Regions from separate parts of the Homo sapiens genome. Here regions 1 and 3 are each linked to region 2. The links are chromatin contacts, found by Hi-C or POLR2A ChIA-PET in ENCODE. All regions are on one chromosome and are shown on one strand. Each heading gives the region's core, a stretch centred on a gene start or an enhancer-like site at or near the end of the contact. The rest is flanking DNA. Distances are from core to core; before and after follow the strand shown.

Region 1 (2,755 bases), core at 125-2,624, 50 kb before region 2:
ATCATCTCCCTGGGTTATGGTGGACTGCAGGATTCTTCATGCTCATATGCTATGTATGTTTGCTCTTTTTCTTCTTTTTACTTAATGAGATTAGAAAGTGGCGTATACACTGTTAGAATTTTCCTAAAGAGCAACTCATAGTTTTATTAGCTCTACTGTATTCTAATGAACTTATCCTTAGGTCTACAAATTCATTTCTTCTATTTTTTCCCCTGGGTTTATTTTATTGTTCCTTTTATAACTTTATAGTAGATATTAAGTTCCCTTTTTCATCCTTTACAAATTAATTTATAGATTTAGGGCTATGAATTTTCCCCCAGCAGTGCTTTAGTTACATTATCATAGAAGTTTTCTAAACTTTTCTAATGAAAAATTCAACTGGGAGAACTTGCTAAGTACACATTTCGTAGCCCCATCTCTGCTCTCTGAATTGGAATCTTCAGGGAAAGGGCATGAGCAATGGATTTTAATGGGTTTGAACAAGCATCACAAGTGAGGTCTTCTAATTCTAAGATCTTGAGAATCCCTACCATCACATGTGCTATTAGAAATGTTTTCACTTGCTGTTTTCTAATCTGCAATTCATCTTTGAAAACTAATGAATCAATTCATTTCTAGGGTATGGAATTATTTTTTGAGAATTTTTATTCCTCCAAGGCACTTGGAAAGATGATATATTCTGTATGTTTGGAGTATCCTGTTTGATATATATCAATTATGTCTGAAGTTCTGTATGTACTAATTTTTGCCAGCTTGTGTGATCATAGGTGGAGAGTGGTAAGAATAAAGACTTCTTCGGCTGGGTGCCGTGGCTCACACCTGTAATCCCAGCATTTTGAGAGGCCAAGGTGGGCGGATCATGAGGTCAGGAGTTTGAGACCAGCCTGGCCAACACAGTGAAACCTCATCTCTACTATAAATACAAAAATTAGCCAGGCGTGGTGGCACGTGCCTGTAATCCCAGCTACTCAGGAGGCTGAGGCAGGAGAATTGCTTCAAGCCAGGAGGCGGAGGTTGCAGTGAGCTGAGATAGCACCATTGCACTCCAGCCCGGGTGACAGAGTGAGACTCCGTCTTAAAAAACAAAAAAAAAAGACTCCTTTATTCTTGTTAGCATTTTGTATTTGTATTTTTGTATTTTCTGTAGTTTTATTAAGTTGGATGCTGTGTTTTTTAAATAGGTATCTATTTACACTTAGATTTTTCATACCAAATAACTCCGATATTGTCTCTACCACTGCTTGCTTGCTTTTTGGATTTCTTATGTAAATAGATGAGTTTTAAAAAATTAGGTTATACATTCACATTGTTCAAAAACCATATCATGCCCCACCCCCCGTGTTGTGTGTGAGCATCTTCCTTCCTGTGCCGTGGTCTCACACGTTCATGAGGTTGGTAGCACACACCCCTTATGCACCCCCACCCTGCCAACCATTCTTCTTAGTTTCTTATGTACTGCTCCAAACTTTTCTCAAGCATCTATAAATGAATGAGAATACATTTTTCTACATGAAGGCCTTCCGCCAATTTTTGTAACATTCTCAGTAACAAATGAGAGACACATTGATATTTACCTTTATACAATTTATTGGGTTTAATATTCATAACAATAACTTTTTCTACTGAAATAGCAGTTTGTGTTTACCTGTCGAACCCCAATATGAGAAATGTGTACAAAAGCAACAGACTGTGATAGAAAAAGGTATGTGAAAAAATTAGCAAACCAAAGCATGATAAATGGATGAAGCACTATAAAATTACTTTGCTGTTTACGTAACTGTATCTTTAATCTGTACTGTGCTAAACAGCCTATAGCCAAGTTTTAAAGAGTTACAGGAACAACTGCTACACATTCAAAGAACAGGCATTCACTGCAGCCTCCTGATTTGACCTGATGGGAGGGACAGGAGAATGAGTCACTCTGCCACCACTTTTCCTGCCTTGGATTTGTAGAGGATTTGTTTTGCTCTAATTTGTTTTTCCTATATCTGCCCTACTAAGGTACCTGCTTATAGGCCATGAAAATAAAACGCCATTCAACTTTTTTTTTGTAAAGCTAAAATAATCACATGATACTTATTCTTTGGAGGATTTAAAATGTGCTAAATGGAGGACTAAAGAGTTACCTTATAGGAGAATCATGGGGAACAGAGAAACTGCTTTTTGAAGATGATGTGGAAGGTCAGGGTGGGTTACAGGGCATTCAACCTGGAAGAGCTGAATAGCTTTACATTGAGAATTACTTTGTATGTTAAATCTTCTGGCCATCATTATCCATTATTGGATATTTTAACAATTTTATAGTTATTCTTAATTTTTCTCATATGAAACTGTAATGGCTGTACTAGAAGCTGCCATTACTGTTCCAAAAAGTAAAGGGGATTTTCTCTACAAAAGGAAAGAAAATGGCACATTCACATGTAGGTAAGTAGCTTCTGGAAACATCCTCACTGCACAGAAATGGTTCTCAGCATGGGGCTCCCAAACTTTCTTAGAGTGTCATTTGTTTTAGTATCAGAGTTTTCAAATAGGTTTAAAAGCAGTAGATGTCAATAGGAACTTTAAGGTGAGTCAAGAGAATTTTGTAATTATAGATAAGTTGATTTTCTGTGGCTAACTTCCCCTTCTAATTAGAACAAGACATTGGGTGGGAGGTCCTCTGCTGGACTTAGGCTGGTGGGGTTGCTCTGGGCTGCAGCCCTGGAGAAGGTTGGGCTTTGGGCATCCCTTGGGTGGGCCTTGTAGGGATAGCCAC
Region 2 (2,700 bases), core at 40-2,539:
TATATTACATGGAATAGATTATAGGCTATGTTGGAGCATAACAGACCCTTGGGGTAGGTAGATCACTATCCTTATTTTACAGATGAGGCATAACAAGGTTGAGCAATTTGCAGAAGGTCCCTTGCTAGTAAGTGGTCTGTTCAATGCCTGTGGCTCCCCTAAAAGGCCCACATCCTTGTCTAAAACCTATGCACATGTTATCTGACATGGCAAAAGGGACTTTGAAGATGTGATTACTTTTAGGATCTTGAGGTGGGGAGATCACCCTGGACAATCTGGGTGAGCCTGATGGAATCAAAAGGGTCCTTATAAGAGGAAGGCAGGAGAGTCAGTGTCAGAGAAAGGGATGTGACTACAGAAGCAGAAGTCGGAGAGGGACAGAGACTTGCAGATGCTGTGCTGTTGGCCTCGAAGATGGAGGAAGGGGCCATGAGCCAAGGAATGCAAGTGGCCTCTAAAAGTTGGGAAAGGCAAGGAAACAGATGCTCCCCAGAGCCTCCCAAAGCAATGCTGCCTTGCCAGTATCTTGATTTCAGGATTTCTGACCTCCAGAACTGTAAAATGAAGCATTTATAAGCCATTAAGTTTGTGCTAATTTGTTACAGTAGCCATGGGAAACTCACACAGCGCCTGTAAACTGGAAACCAGGCGGAAACACCGACAAGGGGAGGAAGGAGCACACTGCACTCCCAAAGGAGGTGGTCAAAGGCCCATTCCAAGAGCTCCCTGGCATCAAGGGCCACAGTGGGTTGCAGCCTTCCCTGCTCTCTGCTCTCCCAAGGAAGTCTGTATAATGATCTGAAGAACTGAGGAGGGGCGGGCAGGACAGACCAAAACCCAGGAAGTCACAAGCCCGAGGTGGCTTCCCAAGCCTGGTCTCTGTGCTGTGGCTTTCAGGAACCCTGAGCCAAAGATAAAGCCTCTTCACCAAAACTTTACATTTGTTACCAACAGTCCTGATGCCATGGATGTTCCATGCTGTGTGCAGTGGCCACACACGACACCACCCACCACCACCCCAGCAAAGGCCTCCTGGTTACCAGGGAGAGAGTGGGTGGGAGAGAGTAGAGCTAAGCCAGGAGCTCCCAGGGAAGCCCCCTCCTTAGGAAGAGGACGTGGCTACCTGGGTGCTCAGACCTCCAGCCTCCCCCTCCATCATGGGGATGATGAGAGCCCAAGCAGGTGACTTCCTATTGCTCTTGCTTTTGAAAAGCTCAGTCTGTGGGTCAGGTTGTCAGTCTGTCTGCCTGTCTGGTTCTCTCTCTGGTCAGGCAGCTACAGAAGGACTAGACTGATGAGATAATAAATACCAGCTTTGGTCACCATGAATCAGAGGCACACAGCCAGCTGAGTCACACAATGGGGGTGGCTCAGACAGCACTGTCGAGTTCCCTCTGACCTCACTCTGGAAACGGGGCCAGCTGTTCGAATACGGCAGGGCATTAAGGAACACATTTCACTCCCAAAGCTCCAAGTGTTGTGTGTGCTCTGGCCACAAAATGCTTTTTGGAAAGGAGCTTCATCACAGCCCTTGTAACTCAAGAAAAGGAGACTGCTGATTCTGGAGAAAGGCTGGGACGGGGACGGCACTAGGGATGCCTGAAGCCATGAAGATTTGGCCTGCAGCAGTAGCCGCAGTCCCAAAGTGACCTCAGTTGGCTAAAAGCTGCCTGAAGTCACTAAACCATGTCAAGCCCAAACACCATTCAATGTGTATAGCGAGTACTGGCTTAGTCCTTGTCATTGCAACAGGGTGTCCCCCACTGCTCCTGCCCCCTGCTTTGCCCAGGGTGCCCCAAGGCCCAGCAGGCGATGATGCCAGGACTGAGGGCTGCTCAGGGTCCAAGGATGAAGTACTAAGGGCCCGGGAACTGCAGGCCTCCCCATCCCACCTGCCCACGCGCATCCCTGAGTGCTGAGGAGCATCAGAACAACTCCTCAGAGGCCGAGCTAAAGAGGCCTGCGCTCGTCCCTCCTTGCTACCAAGCTGCCCTTTCTTTTCCCCCCCAGAAAGCTCCAAGTACAGAGGACATCGCTGGCTGGCAGGGGACATGGGCCTCCCAGCAGGACCCAGCTCCGAGAGACATCCATCTTGTTTTCCATGCCTGGGCGTGGCTTTTACATTCCATTGAAAACCCAGGCTTCGAGGTTTAGTCATCAATTTCTGTTCCACTTTATTTCCCTCATCACTCCTAAAACCAAAGCCTCACAACAAAAGTCTGACAAAGGTCCTATCAGGTTTCCCTCCCGCTAGAGATCCTGCCTGATTCTGCTTGGCTTTCAGCCTGGGCCTGGCCGACCACAAGAGGCCTTGCCAGAGCTGGGGTCTCTGGCCTGGGCTGAGGTCATTTCTGCAGCCAGCAGGAGGAGGGAGTGACAAAGGACTCAACCACATTATCATAAGGGAAAGAGAACTGCAGGACAGGGTGGGGCCTGCACTTGTGGATTTCACGGTTGGACTCCTGGGAGCTGGACACAGGCATTGAATCTCAAATGGTTCTGGGGTGACGGGGCCTTGGAGTCCAGGGCTGCCCAATGAGGCCTTGGATCTCTGACCCCAGAAGGTGGGGCATGGAGGAGAGACACGCAGGGGATGGATTCTTCCCTTTTGCATCTGAGCTTCTGCTTCATTTTGGAGCTTTGGTGGAGCTTTAGAGCAACACCTCCCTCTTCAGGGTGACTGTGCATTGTGGGAGTAAC
Region 3 (2,700 bases), core at 171-2,670, 42 kb after region 2:
CCACGGTGGTTTCTGTGCTGTGGCTTAATCCTGAAAACAACTCCATGTGTTAAGAATTATTATTATTTCTATTTTATAGTCAAAGACACGGAGGCTTGGAGAAGTCAGGTGACTTAAGATTGCAACTCCATGGCTGGGGTTGGAACACAGGCCAGCTAACCCTGACGCTCATGTTTGAACCCACTAGGTAACACTGCCATCTTCTGTGAGCACTAAGACTCCCTTCCAAGACGGCCCACTGTGACCCCAGGCCCGGAGAGAAGCTCACGGGCCTCTGCTGTACAAATGGAGCTTGGCAGCTGCCTGCCTGACTTACAAAGCCCAGAACATATGTGGACACAGTCAGAGATCCAGCTGAAGCGATTCACCTGTTTACACAACAGCAACAAATATTTTCTTGCCTCTTGCTGTGGGCTGGGCCGGCAGTGGCAGAGAGAGCAAAGATTTGGATGCCCTCGCTCCTGCCACCCAAATGCTCAGAGGTCACCAGGGGCTTAAGGCATGGCACACTGAACTGTCAGTTCAGTTAACTCCAATACAGTGAACTGCCAAGCAGTGGTGCACATAGGAAGTCCAGGGACGCTGCACTGGAGACTTTTGGGAAGAAACAGTGAGGCGGAATCCCCTGGGGTCTAATGAAGGAAACTGCATCCTTCAGGCAACTGGTTTGGGACAGGAGGAGAAGAAAACTGTCACATGAGTGAAAATATCCTAAGAAATTCAATACACAGAGGCTGGACATGGTGGCTCATGCCTGTAATCCCGGCACTTTGGGAGGCTGAGGCAGGCAGATCACTTGAGGTTAGGAGTTTGAGGCCAGCCTGTCCAACATGGTGAAACTCCATCTCTACTAAAAATACAAAAATTAGTCAGGCCTGATGGTGGGTGCCTGTAATCCTAGCTACTCGGGAAGCTGAGGCAGGAGAATCGCTTGAACCTGGGAGGTGGAGGCTGCAGTGAGCCAAGATGGCGCCATTGCACTCCAGCCTTGGGGATAGAGCAAGACTCTGTCTAAAAAAAAAAAAAAAAAGAAAGAAAGAAAGAAAAGAAATTAAATACATAGACGATGAGTCCTTTCAGAAGCAGGTCCCTGAATTTGCAGCTGACACTAACTTCCTAATGAATAAGGAGGACAGTCTGGAGGTGAAGGGTGGAAGATGCAAACTCCACGATAGCTCCATGGGCAGGTGCACTCCCCGGGCTCCTGTGGGAATGTAATGAGGACCCGGGGAAAATTCTCAGCGTCTGGCCTAGAAGCATGAGTGTCAGACATGCCTTCTGTGTTTTGCTCATGGGGGGATTTCCTGAACATTCCAGAATGTCACCTTCATCACTAAACCACTCGTCTGTTTTCCAGTCTAGGATGTCCTCTTTCTCCACGCAGCAAGCAGTTATTAAGTTAGAATGGTCCAGGAGAGCCAAGACTTCAGCAAATGAGGAAGTTGCCACTGGCACAGTCGTTGTTTTCTGGACTGAGACACTTTCATTTGTAGAGTTGAAAAACTGAAATTTAGAATTGTGTAACAGAGCTGGGAGTCATCTGTTCATAGACTTGGAAGCACCAAGTCTCCCAGGGGGCCTGGGTATCTCCTCCAAGGTCTTTGGCGTCTGCTGGGGATGGACAGGGATGTCAGGGCCAGGGGTAGCTGTGTGCTCAGCAAATCGGCTCTCTCCCTGCCAGAAACACAAGGACAGCCAGGCCGGCAAACTCCACGGAGTCCGTTAGGACTTTTCCGAGGCACAGTGTTTTTTAATTACCAGTGCAAGTTATTAACAAACCCCTAATTGCTCATTTTTGGTTTTGCAAACTGAAGCAAGATATAACCTAGAATAAATGTGAAGAAATACAAACACAGAGGACCCAAACACATCCCTTTTTTAAAATGGGGCTTCAGCAATTTCCAGTTTGGGTTTAATATAGTTTATCATTTCCTTTTGCTCCCGAGGTCTAAGAAGAACTCGTGTTTTCTTCTCGTTGGACAGTCTGAGGATAGCCTGAGGCCGTTGGGGCAATGGTCCAACTCGCTCACCTTGGAGTGGCACCTGCGCTCCCAGCTCAGGCACCTAAGCCTTCCGCCCTCTAGGCCAGTGCGTCTCAGTCCCACTTCATGTTAGGATAACTGGAGGACCCTGGAGAATATCTGTGCCTAGGCCCTGTGCCAGGTCAATCAAATCAGAATCCCTGGGCCAAGGTGTGGGAATCAATATTTCCTAAAGTAAACATATAAACAAATAGACAAACAAACTCCCCTCCAGGGGTTCTAATGTCCAGTCTAGACCGAGGTCCAGTTCTAACTGCCGTGCTATCTTTGATGTCTCCTCTAAGACCCACCCTTCATCCCCCCTGCCAGGATTTGCCTTTCACCAGGATTCTCCTGCACCTGGACTATGGGATAAAGTTGAATCTGCAAAGAGTAACTACTGAAAACACATCAACAGGCAGGGGTTGCCAGGAAGTTTGACCTGCTTCAAAGGTGGACAAGGGCAATATCATCCCAGGATATCAACGGCCATGTGGGTTTTTCTGACTTCCAGAAAGTTCCATGTAGCCATAGCCTCTCTCTGAGTGGCAAACCCAGATCTCTGACTGTTCAGAGTGCCCTTCAAACTCCTCTTCCTGCTCCCCCTTTCCTGGGGTATGAAGCATCGTCTACCTGCCCCTCCACTCCAACGAAACTGGCGGTCATGTGGTCTCCCACT

What was found. A loop is a pair of places that touch in the nucleus more often than their neighbours do. ChIA-PET counts read pairs that join two places held with the same protein, here RNA polymerase II (POLR2A). Pooled maps may share reads with other maps.
Region 1: a map of PC-3 shows a loop between it and region 2 (5-fold over the local background). The contact joins two enhancer-like sites. A Hi-C loop is called at or near these places in 3 of 168 maps with a recorded cell type or tissue (Calu3, PC-3 and endothelial cell of umbilical vein) and 2 of 50 pooled maps.
Region 3: a loop to region 2 is called in a map of Right ventricle myocardium inferior, with 2.2 times the contacts of the local background. The contact joins two enhancer-like sites. A Hi-C loop is called at or near these places in 5 of 168 maps with a recorded cell type or tissue (PC-3, Right ventricle myocardium inferior, endothelial cell of umbilical vein and 2 more) and 1 of 50 pooled maps. POLR2A ChIA-PET finds 5 or more read pairs at or near these places in 2 of 52 experiments (Panc1 and activated CD4-positive, alpha-beta T cell).

Annotation. Positions count from the first base shown.
Region 1 is chr10:126,010,822-126,013,576 of GRCh38, forward strand. It overlaps ADAM12 (ADAM metallopeptidase domain 12), which reads right to left. Exons shown (of 23, transcript NM_001288973.2): 23 at 1,570-2,755. Among named protein-coding and RNA genes, the nearest start is that of FANK1-AS1, 39 kb to the left of the region's middle. Within about 2 kb of position 1,375, at least 4 of the 41 ENCODE cell types and tissues checked have a DNase peak (open chromatin) inside an H3K27ac peak, as active enhancers do; they include PC-3, where a contact is called at or near this core.
Region 2 is chr10:126,061,287-126,063,986 of GRCh38, forward strand. All of the region lies in intron 14 of ADAM12 (ADAM metallopeptidase domain 12), which reads right to left. Among named protein-coding and RNA genes, the nearest start is that of FANK1-AS1, 89 kb to the left of the region's middle. Within about 2 kb of position 1,290, at least 13 of the 41 ENCODE cell types and tissues checked have a DNase peak (open chromatin) inside an H3K27ac peak, as active enhancers do; they include PC-3, where a contact is called at or near this core.
Region 3 is chr10:126,103,436-126,106,135 of GRCh38, forward strand. The region is part of intron 8 of ADAM12 (ADAM metallopeptidase domain 12); the gene reads right to left. Among named protein-coding and RNA genes, the nearest start is that of FANK1-AS1, 130 kb to the left of the region's middle. Within about 2 kb of position 1,421, at least 3 of the 41 ENCODE cell types and tissues checked have a DNase peak (open chromatin) inside an H3K27ac peak, as active enhancers do.